Regions from separate parts of the Homo sapiens genome. Here regions 1 and 3 are each linked to region 2. Evidence: chromatin contacts called from ENCODE Hi-C data. All regions are on one chromosome and are shown on one strand. Each heading gives the region's core, a stretch centred on a gene start or an enhancer-like site at or near the end of the contact. The rest is flanking DNA. Distances are from core to core; before and after follow the strand shown.

What was found. Hi-C counts contacts between places; a loop is a spot of excess contacts on that map. Pooled maps may share reads with other maps.
Region 1: a map of CD8-positive, alpha-beta T cell shows a loop between it and region 2 (22-fold over the local background). The contact joins the promoter of SERGEF here to the promoter of LINC02718 in region 2. A Hi-C loop is called at or near these places in 1 of 168 maps with a recorded cell type or tissue (CD8-positive, alpha-beta T cell), 1 of 37 single-sample maps with no recorded cell type and 7 of 50 pooled maps.
Region 3: a pooled map shows a loop between it and region 2 (13-fold over the local background). The contact joins the promoter of LGR4 here to the promoter of LINC02718 in region 2. A Hi-C loop is called at or near these places in 4 of 50 pooled maps.

The regions. Positions count from the first base shown.
Region 1 is chr11:18,011,545-18,014,491 of GRCh38, reverse strand. It overlaps SERGEF (secretion regulating guanine nucleotide exchange factor), which reads left to right and starts at 1,445. Exons shown (of 11, transcript NM_012139.4): 1 at 1,445-1,541. The coding sequence starts at 1,482. RefSeq lists enhancers at 728-777, 2,136-2,652, 2,653-2,947 and a silencer at 1,158-1,777.
Region 2 is chr11:22,827,821-22,830,962 of GRCh38, reverse strand. It overlaps LINC02718 (long intergenic non-protein coding RNA 2718), which reads right to left and starts at 1,549. Exons shown (of 11, transcript NR_187210.1): 1 at 1,352-1,549. It overlaps SVIP (small VCP interacting protein), which reads left to right and starts at 1,162. Exons shown (of 4, transcript NM_148893.3): 1 at 1,162-1,268; 2 at 3,089-3,139. The coding sequence starts at 1,215. RefSeq lists a silencer at 1,038-1,107 and an enhancer at 1,258-1,567.
Region 3 is chr11:27,471,119-27,474,192 of GRCh38, reverse strand. It overlaps LGR4 (leucine rich repeat containing G protein-coupled receptor 4), which reads left to right and starts at 1,403. Exons shown (of 18, transcript NM_018490.5): 1 at 1,403-2,075. The coding sequence starts at 1,891. LGR4-AS1 (LGR4 antisense RNA 1) reads right to left here and starts at 2,462. Exons shown (of 4, transcript NR_131170.1): 1 at 2,361-2,462; 2 at 1,236-1,415; 3 at 997-1,025. RefSeq lists silencers at 1,630-1,679, 1,810-1,979, 2,230-2,289.

The DNA.
Region 1 (2,947 bases), core at 196-2,695, 4.8 Mb after region 2:
ACACCACATTGATAATTGTGGCCACATATCCTACTAGAATTCTCTCTGGCCTCTCAACCTTTTTCGTAGACTGAAAGTCATACACTGGTTTCTAGACAGTTGCTTTGCAAGACCTGCTTTGGTGGTCTTGAACCTTACTTTATGATATAGGAGTAACTGGCACTTGTTGCTCAGCCAAAACTGAGCGGTGAAGGATCCCATTTTTACATCCTGTTACACATGCTTCAAAGAAATGGTCAGCACAAAAAAGCCCACTCATAAGACAGTCAGTAAGCATGGTATAGCTCCTGCACATTCAGATCCCTAGAGAATGAAGAGCTGTTTTATCTCTCCAAAGTTTGCTTTTTTCTTGGTATGGTCATCGACGTTCTCCAGATGCCACAGGTTGGAGAGATAAAGGTGAGGGGCTGCCCTCAAGTGGTCTTACAGGCAGAAACTCCTAAAAGTGGATGGAGTGAAAGAACAGGAAAGGACAGTGTAAGAGCTCATTGGAGACACTTCCCAGAAGCCCAGGGGTGAAGGGCAGTGAGTGCTGGAGGCCCGTGTCAGCAGAGGGGCCAAGTGCTACCGAATGTGAATGTGGATGATCATCTTTAATGTGACCCTATGTGTTCTGTATTCCCGGTACGCGGTGCCATATTTTCCTTCAGATAAATTGAACTTAATTAACTCCCATCAGCAACACGACGCTGTCTGAGAAAAGCCATTTTATATGGAAATGTTCGTTGGGTGACGATTATCCAGTATTATTAATAGAATGAGCTCAGGGCCGTGCCCGGAGCGCCGAGGCTGCCCCGGCAGGAGTCGACGCTAACCAGCCTCCCCCATTCAGCGTCGCGAGGCGCGGGTTCCCGCTCCGTGCCAGGTGCAGAGGGCGACACCGGCGACGTGCCACTCCACTCGCCTCCCAAGGCGCCCCCTCAGATGTTTGCGAACGCACACCAAAGCGGGCTCAAGACAATTGCGCCTGAGACGCCGGGCAGGACCCTGCCCTACCCCTCAGGCTCCATTTCCTGTTCCCGCAAATGGTGATGCCATCGCTGCCCTGTCAGCCCCTCTGGGCTGTCGTGGGCCTCCAAGGAGACAAAAACGCGAAGGAGCTTTGTGAACTGTGGCGCGCAGTGCACCTGCATGAAACATGAAATTATGACTAAAAATAAAGAGTACGAGGGGGTAGGAGCGAGAGGCTGAGAGGCCCAGCGAGACAGGAGGCTGCGGGCGGAGACGCTGCGAGCGCCGCCGGGGCGGGCTGACTGGGAGGCGGCTCCGGGGCTGTCGTCCGGCCCCGCCCACCACTGATCCCCAGTGGCCCGAGGGCCCGGCCGCACCCTCTCTCCCGGCCTGCGGGCCGCTTCCCACCACAGACCCCGCCCCGCGCCCTACCCATCACGCGTCCCCGGTCCGGCTCCGGCGCTCACCTACCCCCGGCAGGCGCCGCCCCCGTGCCGTCCCTCCCGGAAGCGCCGGCGGAGCGTCCTCGCATGGAGCGCGAGCCCAGCGCCTCGGAGGCCGCCCCCGCGGCGGCCGCGCTCTTCGCCTGGGTACGTGACTCCGCCCCCGGGCCGGTGCAGGCCCTGAGGGGCGCCGAGATGTGGGAGCTGCTGGCCGCGGCGTGGGCAGTTCAGGGGCTGGGCGGCTGAGGTCCGAGCCGGGCTCTGGGTTGAAGGATCCTGGGCTGGGAGCGGAGGGGGAGCGGAGGAGGAGCGGGCGGGCGGGGAAGGAAGGGTCTTCGCGGTCGACTTAGGGGCCTGCCGGCTGGCGGGGTCAGGGCCGGAGGGGCTGTGGCGCCGCGGGAAGAACCTGCCTCGGGGCAGAGCGTCTGGTTCCGCGAGAGCCCTCCAGCCCGAATAGCGCCTGGAAGACAGCGCGGAGGGCTCGGTGGAGAGGATCGCCCGGTCCCAGAGCTCCGTGGGGCCACCTGTGCCCCCCACACTCCTGATGCCTGGAGGAGGGAGACCCTGTCCCAGCCTGGCGAAAGCATCCTTTAGATGTGAGGCCTGCGGTGTTTGGCCGCGCACAAGGCACAGACCCTGCCTATTTGCTGACACTCTGCTGTGACCGGTTCTTGCATGTGTTGGGGGAGTTGGGCTGCTGTTGGTTTGACGGGAGCATTGGGAGAGACAGGGTCATCTTGATGTGTGTCTGGGAGAGAGGAGGGTTCATGCACAGGAGCGTGGCAGGTGGCCGACCAGCATGCACGGGAACAAGCAGTCGCTGCGTCTTGTGCTTCTTCATAGCACGTATCACAATTGTAATGATGTGTATAATTTATTATTAACGTCAGTCTCTCTGGCTGGAAAGTAAGTGTGGTAAGAGTGGGTGCTGTGCCTGTCTTGTTCACGGTGCCTCTCTTGGTGTCTGGCACATTGTAGGTCCCCAGTAAATACTCGTTGACGAATGAATGAACGAGCATCTGTGTGCCTACCCATGTGCTGGTGTTGGGGAAATACACATGAGTGAAATACACGAGTGAAGGACTTCCAGCTCTTGTGTTGGGGGAGAGCAAAATTATAACCTGTATTGCTGTTAAAATCAGTATTAGTTGTCCAATTTTTAAAGAAGTAATGATCAGTACAAGGCGGCAATTGTTGAATGTGGGGCTGCAATTTGGCAGGAGGGAGAGCATGGCGTGACCTGCGGTAGTCTGGCTGGCTGGGCGTCTTTGAGGTGGCCCGGGAGCTGGGGGTGGAGTTGGGGATTGAATGTGTGCTGTCTCTGGCTTTTTCCAGGCAGGAGACTGGCGTCTGTGTGGACAGAGGAAACAGAAATATTGTTTCAGTACAGACAAAGCCGAATATTAAAGGTTGTAAAATATGTTTAATAGGTTGTTGACACCCTTCTGCTGTGTTTGGAGGACTGGTAGTGTGTTTTTCCTGCTGTATAATCTGAAACTGTGGGGGTGTGTTGGTCGGCTAGGGCTACCATAACAAAATACCACACAACAGAG
Region 2 (3,142 bases), core at 300-2,799:
GATATTAAACAAATTAATAGTTTCCTGGATCTAGGTATAGGATAAAGTATTGAATGGGATTGGGTACAATAGAAGGTTTTTGGGTGATGGAAAACTTACATATCTTGAATGTGGTGATCACATGTTTGTTAAAACTCAGTGAACTCTACAATCAAAATAAGTGCATAATATTATATGTAAATTATACATCTATAAAAAATTAACCAGCAAGTATATCAAAAAGCCGACAATGGTTTCTGAGACGCTGTCACTATACATCCTACCTTTTTGTAATGTTTGAAAATTTTTACATAAGCAGAAATAACTAATAGAATGCAAAAATAAAATAAAATAAAATAAAAGCATTTGTGTGGAGACGAGATCAGTAACTTTAGTATCACCTGTGGGTTTACTGGAAATGAATCTCAGGTCCCACCTTATACTTACTAAATCAGCAAGTAAATTTTAACTAGTTGCCCAGCTGATTCTCATACTTATTAAAATTTGAGGAGAATCATTAAAACATTTCTCAGTAGATGAAACTTTATTATTTCTCTCGGAAGGATAAATGACTTCTAAATACCAGAAACTAGTGGAAATGTCAACTAATGCCACATTTATGACGCTAGATTCATCGTCATAATAATGGATTTTATATTCTGCCCTCTGTTCTGGAATAGCACTGTCACTAAGAAGGGAGAAAAGGGTGCTGATGTTTACTTGGAATTTTGGCTTTAATTTCTAGGACACCAGAGTCCCATCTCATAAAAAAAGGTAGCATGAACTACCCAGAGCTGTACCACTCATTCATTTATAAATGGTAAGGCAAGGTTAGCAGGAAGAGCTTTGGAACCGTAGCGAAGCTTTTCCATCCCTTCCCTGCATTGCTACCCACAGCAGGTGTTTCCTGGAACCTAGGCTTTGGCCACAAGCCCAGCGGTCGCGGGGCGGGGGTAGGCGGAGCTGTGGGTGAGGAAGGGGCAATGCCTTAAGGGGGCGCAGCTGAGCTGTGGGACTGGTTGGTGTCGCGAGAAGAGGGGGGCGTTGCCGCAGAGAGGCGAGGCGGGGCAGAGCTGCGGGGTGGGGGCGGGGCGTTGCCGCTGGGGCGGAGCCGAGCCAGTGGAGGGCGGTGGGGGCGGGGCAAGCGCGGAGGACCAGGGACCGGCTCCGGACCGCGCAGTTAGCGCCGCCTGGCCTGGGCCGGACCCGGTCAGGGTTCTCAAGCTGTCGTCCCTATGGGGCTGTGTTTTCCTTGTCCCGGGGAGTCCGCGCCTCCCACGCCGGACCTGGTGAGTAGAGCAGGTCCCTGCGTCCGCCGGGCCGCGCCTTGAGCACCTGTCCTCGGGTTGCGGGGCGGGCCGAGCCATTGTACCTGGTGGCGCAGGTCGAGAGCCCGCTGGGGGACCCTGCTAGCGAGGACGGGTGGACGCGTCAGGAGGGTCGTTGGGTCCTGTCAGAGCGACCTAGGCCGTCGCCTCCGTGTAGATCTCCACTTTTGTAACAAAAAGTTGTCGAAAGGCGGCTGTGGCGTCTTTCTACCTTCCACTGACTTTAGCTGCGCCGGATCTTCATAGGGCGCCGGCGCACGCAGAGGGCGTTACGCGTGGGACATTCCGGGGGATGTGGTAGATGGAATTCGGCGCGAAAAGACATTGCTTTCTCCGGGAGCTCTTTAGTCGTCTAGGAGATGTGCGTTTTCAACTGTGTCTACCATCTTTTAAAAGAAGGTGCTCGGAAAGTCGCTTATACGCCTGAGCTTTATCGGATATGTTTTTTTAATGATTTCTTTTTAGTATTTATCTCATTCTTTTACGTTCTCCCTTTAAAAGAATATGTAGTACAGAGTGTCCAATTTATAATGTCGTATTTAATAAAAATACTGGACACCCAGTTACATTCGAATTTCAGATATACAAGGAATACGTTTATAATATCGTTTTGTGCCATGCAATATTAGGGATCTAGTTCTACAAAAACATTACTCATTGCTTATCTGAAATTCAAATGTAGCTAGTGGGTGTGTGGTACAATACATGTACACTTTTTGTAGCTTTCTGTTAACAGTATCTTTACATTAGTACTCCTTACAGGGAGTTAACATAAACCTGTTTCTCTTCTCTAGCTAAAAATTAGTTGAAGAAAATGAAGTATTTTTGGGAAGTACATTAACTCTTCAGCTACTATAGATACTAAAAATTTAGTACTTATAAATTTGATGTGGGAAAGTTCAGCTTCTCTTTGTTGCTGCTGTTGTTTTAAATTAAGTTGATTTTGTTGTTCTGGCTGTCGATAAAATATAACATGTCAGATTTGTTAAGCCCTCCCCCCCATCCTCATACTATACCCTCTTCCCTTGATAACCACACGGCTCACTGCTTGGATGTCACTTTACCAGTGAAGCTTTTGCTGACCACGTTAAACAAAATATATTCCCCACAATACCACCCACCCATTCTCCCATTACTTATCTGCCATGCCATCTGACAGACGTTTACTTACTTCATTATATTTGTCTGTGCGCCCGCAATTGGAATTTGTTTCATTTGGGAGGAGACATTTATCTATGTTTTTACACTGTTGTATCCCAGCACCTAGAAAAAGGGCTTTATAATAAGTAGTACATGGTCTAGAAAAATAGCATTCACTGTTTTCTGATATGGAACAATACCTCTCATGAAATTACTCCAGTCCTTCCCTCCTACACACTGAGATTAGCCCACTTCATTTATTAACCTTTCCTAAAAACACCAGGTTACTTCAGACTCCATTTTAACCGGCAGTAACAAACCATGTATTTTCCTTTTTGTATTTGTAAACATTATTTGTTTTGTTATTGCCCTGACTAGCTTGTAGGCCTTTTTATTAAAAAAGAGAGTAAATAAATGATTATATAGGTAAACCTTGTATCTGTTTTAGCATGTGCTGATTTGAAGGCATATTGATTAGGAGAATGAAATTCAAAAAGTTGAGTAGTGGCATTCTTTGTGGGACATTTAGGGCCAGTACCGAATATTTTTGTAAATTGTTATAGTGCCTATGAAATAAATGTGAATAATTTATTAATAATAATGTTTGTTATTTTAATACATATTTTTACACATTTATTTAGGAAGAGAAAAGAGCAAAGCTTGCAGAGGCTGCAGAGAGAAGACAAAAAGAGGTA
Region 3 (3,074 bases), core at 154-2,653, 4.6 Mb before region 2:
ATGGCTAGTCAACTTTATATGATAATTATCTTTAAATCCTGCTTTTTTTTTTTTTTTTTTTTTTTTTTTTTGAGACAGAGTTTTGCTCTTGTTGCCCAGGCTGGAATGCAATGGCGCGATCTCCAGCTCACCGCAACCTCCGCCTCCCGGGCTCAAGCAATTCGCCTGCCTCAGCCTCCCGAGTAGCTGGGATTACAGGCATCTGCCACCACACCCGGCTAATTTTGTATTTTTAGTAGAGACGGGGTTTCTTCATGTTGGTCAGGGTGGTCTAGAACTCCCAACCTCAGGTGATCCGCCCGCCGCAGCCTCCCAAAGTGTTGGGATTACAGGCGTGAGCCACCGCGCCCGGCCGAATCCTGCTTGTTTTAATGTATTCATTAAAAATGTCTCCATTATAGAGTAAAACGACTCAACGCCATGGCAGAGAGCAAGAAACGAAGTACCCTTAAAGCCGTAGTTGGTACAGGTAATGATTCCGTGGGGTCTATTAGGCCACAGGGACTCAAAATCCAGAAGAGGAGGGAATGCTGATAATTACCTAACACCAACGTTGCTGCTGGCTTCTCAGCCGTAGTCACCTCCCACTCAGATGTTTTGGAAATTGTCCAGTGTTCAGAAACATCACTTTCTCTGACCTTTTACAAAATTCCTGTGTTTCAGGATTTTAAAGTGCGTGAGAAAGGAGTCTAATTTGCAGTCACCAAAAACACCAAATACAGAGAGAGGACTGGGGAGAATGAATTGCTAAGACTTAGCTACCAAATGTGTATCAAGATAGGTGTAAAGATCCCAGGTGAAGTGAGGCACTGGAGAGGGTACACTTTTAACTTAGTGTATAGCTAAAACCCAAAGATGTGTGTCAGATCGAGGGAAACTTTTTTCCTCCTCTTCAAAATCTTTTTTCCGTTTGCAGAGCTCCAGACGTCCTCGCCCTTTGGAACAGCGGAGAGTCATTTAAAACTTAACTGAACGCTGGAGGGAAGTTCTACTTACCAGGTCATCCAATTTAGGAGATCCAATTTCTGCGGAGGGAACAAAAAGACGGGTGGGGGAGGGAAAAACTAGACCCCTTGTCCTACTATCCTTCTACCTTCAATCCACAACCTGCCAGACAAATCCAGCCAAGTCAAGATTTTGCCTTGAACCACCACCACCACCACCACCACCACCGCCGCCACCACCACCACCACCACCGCCGCCACCACCACAACCACCACCACCTTGTCACTCACGCCCGAGAAACACGCCCCTCTGGTCCTCCTCTTGGCCAATGGCGGCTCTCCTCTCTGCATAGTAATGAGCTCGAGACCTCCCCGGGCCAATGGCGCTCCGGGAGAAGGGATACTTTTGCATGTACCTAAGTGATTTGCATAAGCCAGCGGCCGGGGGTTTGGGAACCAGAGCGTGCAACCCTAGAAGGGAAAAGGACGGGAAGAGATTGAGCCGCGGCTGGGAGACAGCGAGCCAGAGTCTGGGTGTTTGTGCGAGAGCCACGGCGGGGGCTGGGGCGAGTGGCCGGCATGGCTGAAGGCTGCGCTCTGCAACCTTGAAGAGCCGCTGCATTGAGAGGCCAGGGACAGGGAGACCGGTGCGATGGCAGAGCGCGGCCCCCGCCGCTGCGCCGGGCCGGCCCGGCTGGCGTGAGCCGCCGGAGGAGCGGGGCTGCCTCTGCGCGTCCATGGAGCAGCGGGAAGGGCGAAACTCCGGAGCGCCGCGTCCCTGCGCCGCTGCGGCGGACTGCTGAAGGGGCCGAGCCCGCGCGGACCGCCGAGGAAGAGACCCCCGCTCCAGCCCGCAGGCCGGCTGCCCGGGGGCGGCGGGGGACATCGGAGGGCAGCGGAGCGAGCAGCGCCGCGGGAGAGGCCGGCGCGGGAGGCGGCCGCAGCAATGCCGGGCCCGCTAGGGCTGCTCTGCTTCCTCGCCCTGGGGCTGCTCGGCTCGGCCGGGCCCAGCGGCGCGGCGCCGCCTCTCTGCGCGGCGCCCTGCAGCTGCGACGGCGACCGTCGGGTGGACTGCTCCGGGAAGGGGCTGACGGCCGTGCCCGAGGGGCTCAGCGCCTTCACCCAAGCGCTGTGAGTGCGGGCGGCGGGGACGCGAGGGGGGGGGAGGAAACGGGGCCCAGCGGGGGGCGCCGCGGGGCGGAGCCAGGGGTCAGTCCCACCCCACCCCGCCCCGCCGCCGCCCGGGCCTGGGGAGGGGGTCCGCCGGTCACCTGCGTGCGGGCTGCCTGGCACCCACTCCTGTGCCACGGGCTTTCCGCACTTTGCTAGTCCGGGTTCGAGCCAGCAGTAGCTTTCGTTCCCAGACTTTTTGGGCACAAGCACCCTCCCACCCCACCGCGCACACCCCCAACTCACAAGTGCATCTGGGGCCAAGAAGGAGGAAGTAATCTAAAAACGCTTGCCCCTGGCAGCCTGTCCACGCGACCTTCCCTTCTCATGAGGGCCCTCGCTCAGCGGGCAGGAGTTCCGCTACTGGCGGGGCTGAGGGCGCCGAGAACTTGGCCTCAGTCTGCATACCGAGGCATGTCTCGTGGGGAAGCACCTGGAGCCTCCTGGGTTCCAGCATGTGGGGAGAAGAAACACCTGTACCTCAGTCAGGGCGAATCTCCTTCCAATTTGGCCCCATCCAGGTAGTGCGTCCCGGCACCTACCTCGGCCCAGTTCCACTCGGGACTACCCCACTAACGCCCAGGCTTCTGCAGCACGCAGGGGAGTCCGAGAAAACAAGGGAGAATTACAGGGTTCTGTTGGTGGACATGCTCTTACCCAACAAGGCCTTTTAAAGAAGGAATGCTGACCTGAGGTGCAGGATGTTGGAAGAGAAGCAAGTTCCGGAGCATATGCTCAGCCCAGGCTGCAAGGTAGCAGCAGGTTTCTAATGCACCTTCACGCAGCCAGCAGATCTTTTCTTTTGAGCTGCCTGAGATCGAGAGACACACTGAAATGTTTCAGACTTACAAAATCGCCCTGCCAAAACGGACTTGAGAGCTTTAGACGTTCCCTTGAGAAAAGAAGAGGAATCTGAACTAGGTTGTGGAGGTGGTGGCAAAGGCCACGGATAGAGGAGGA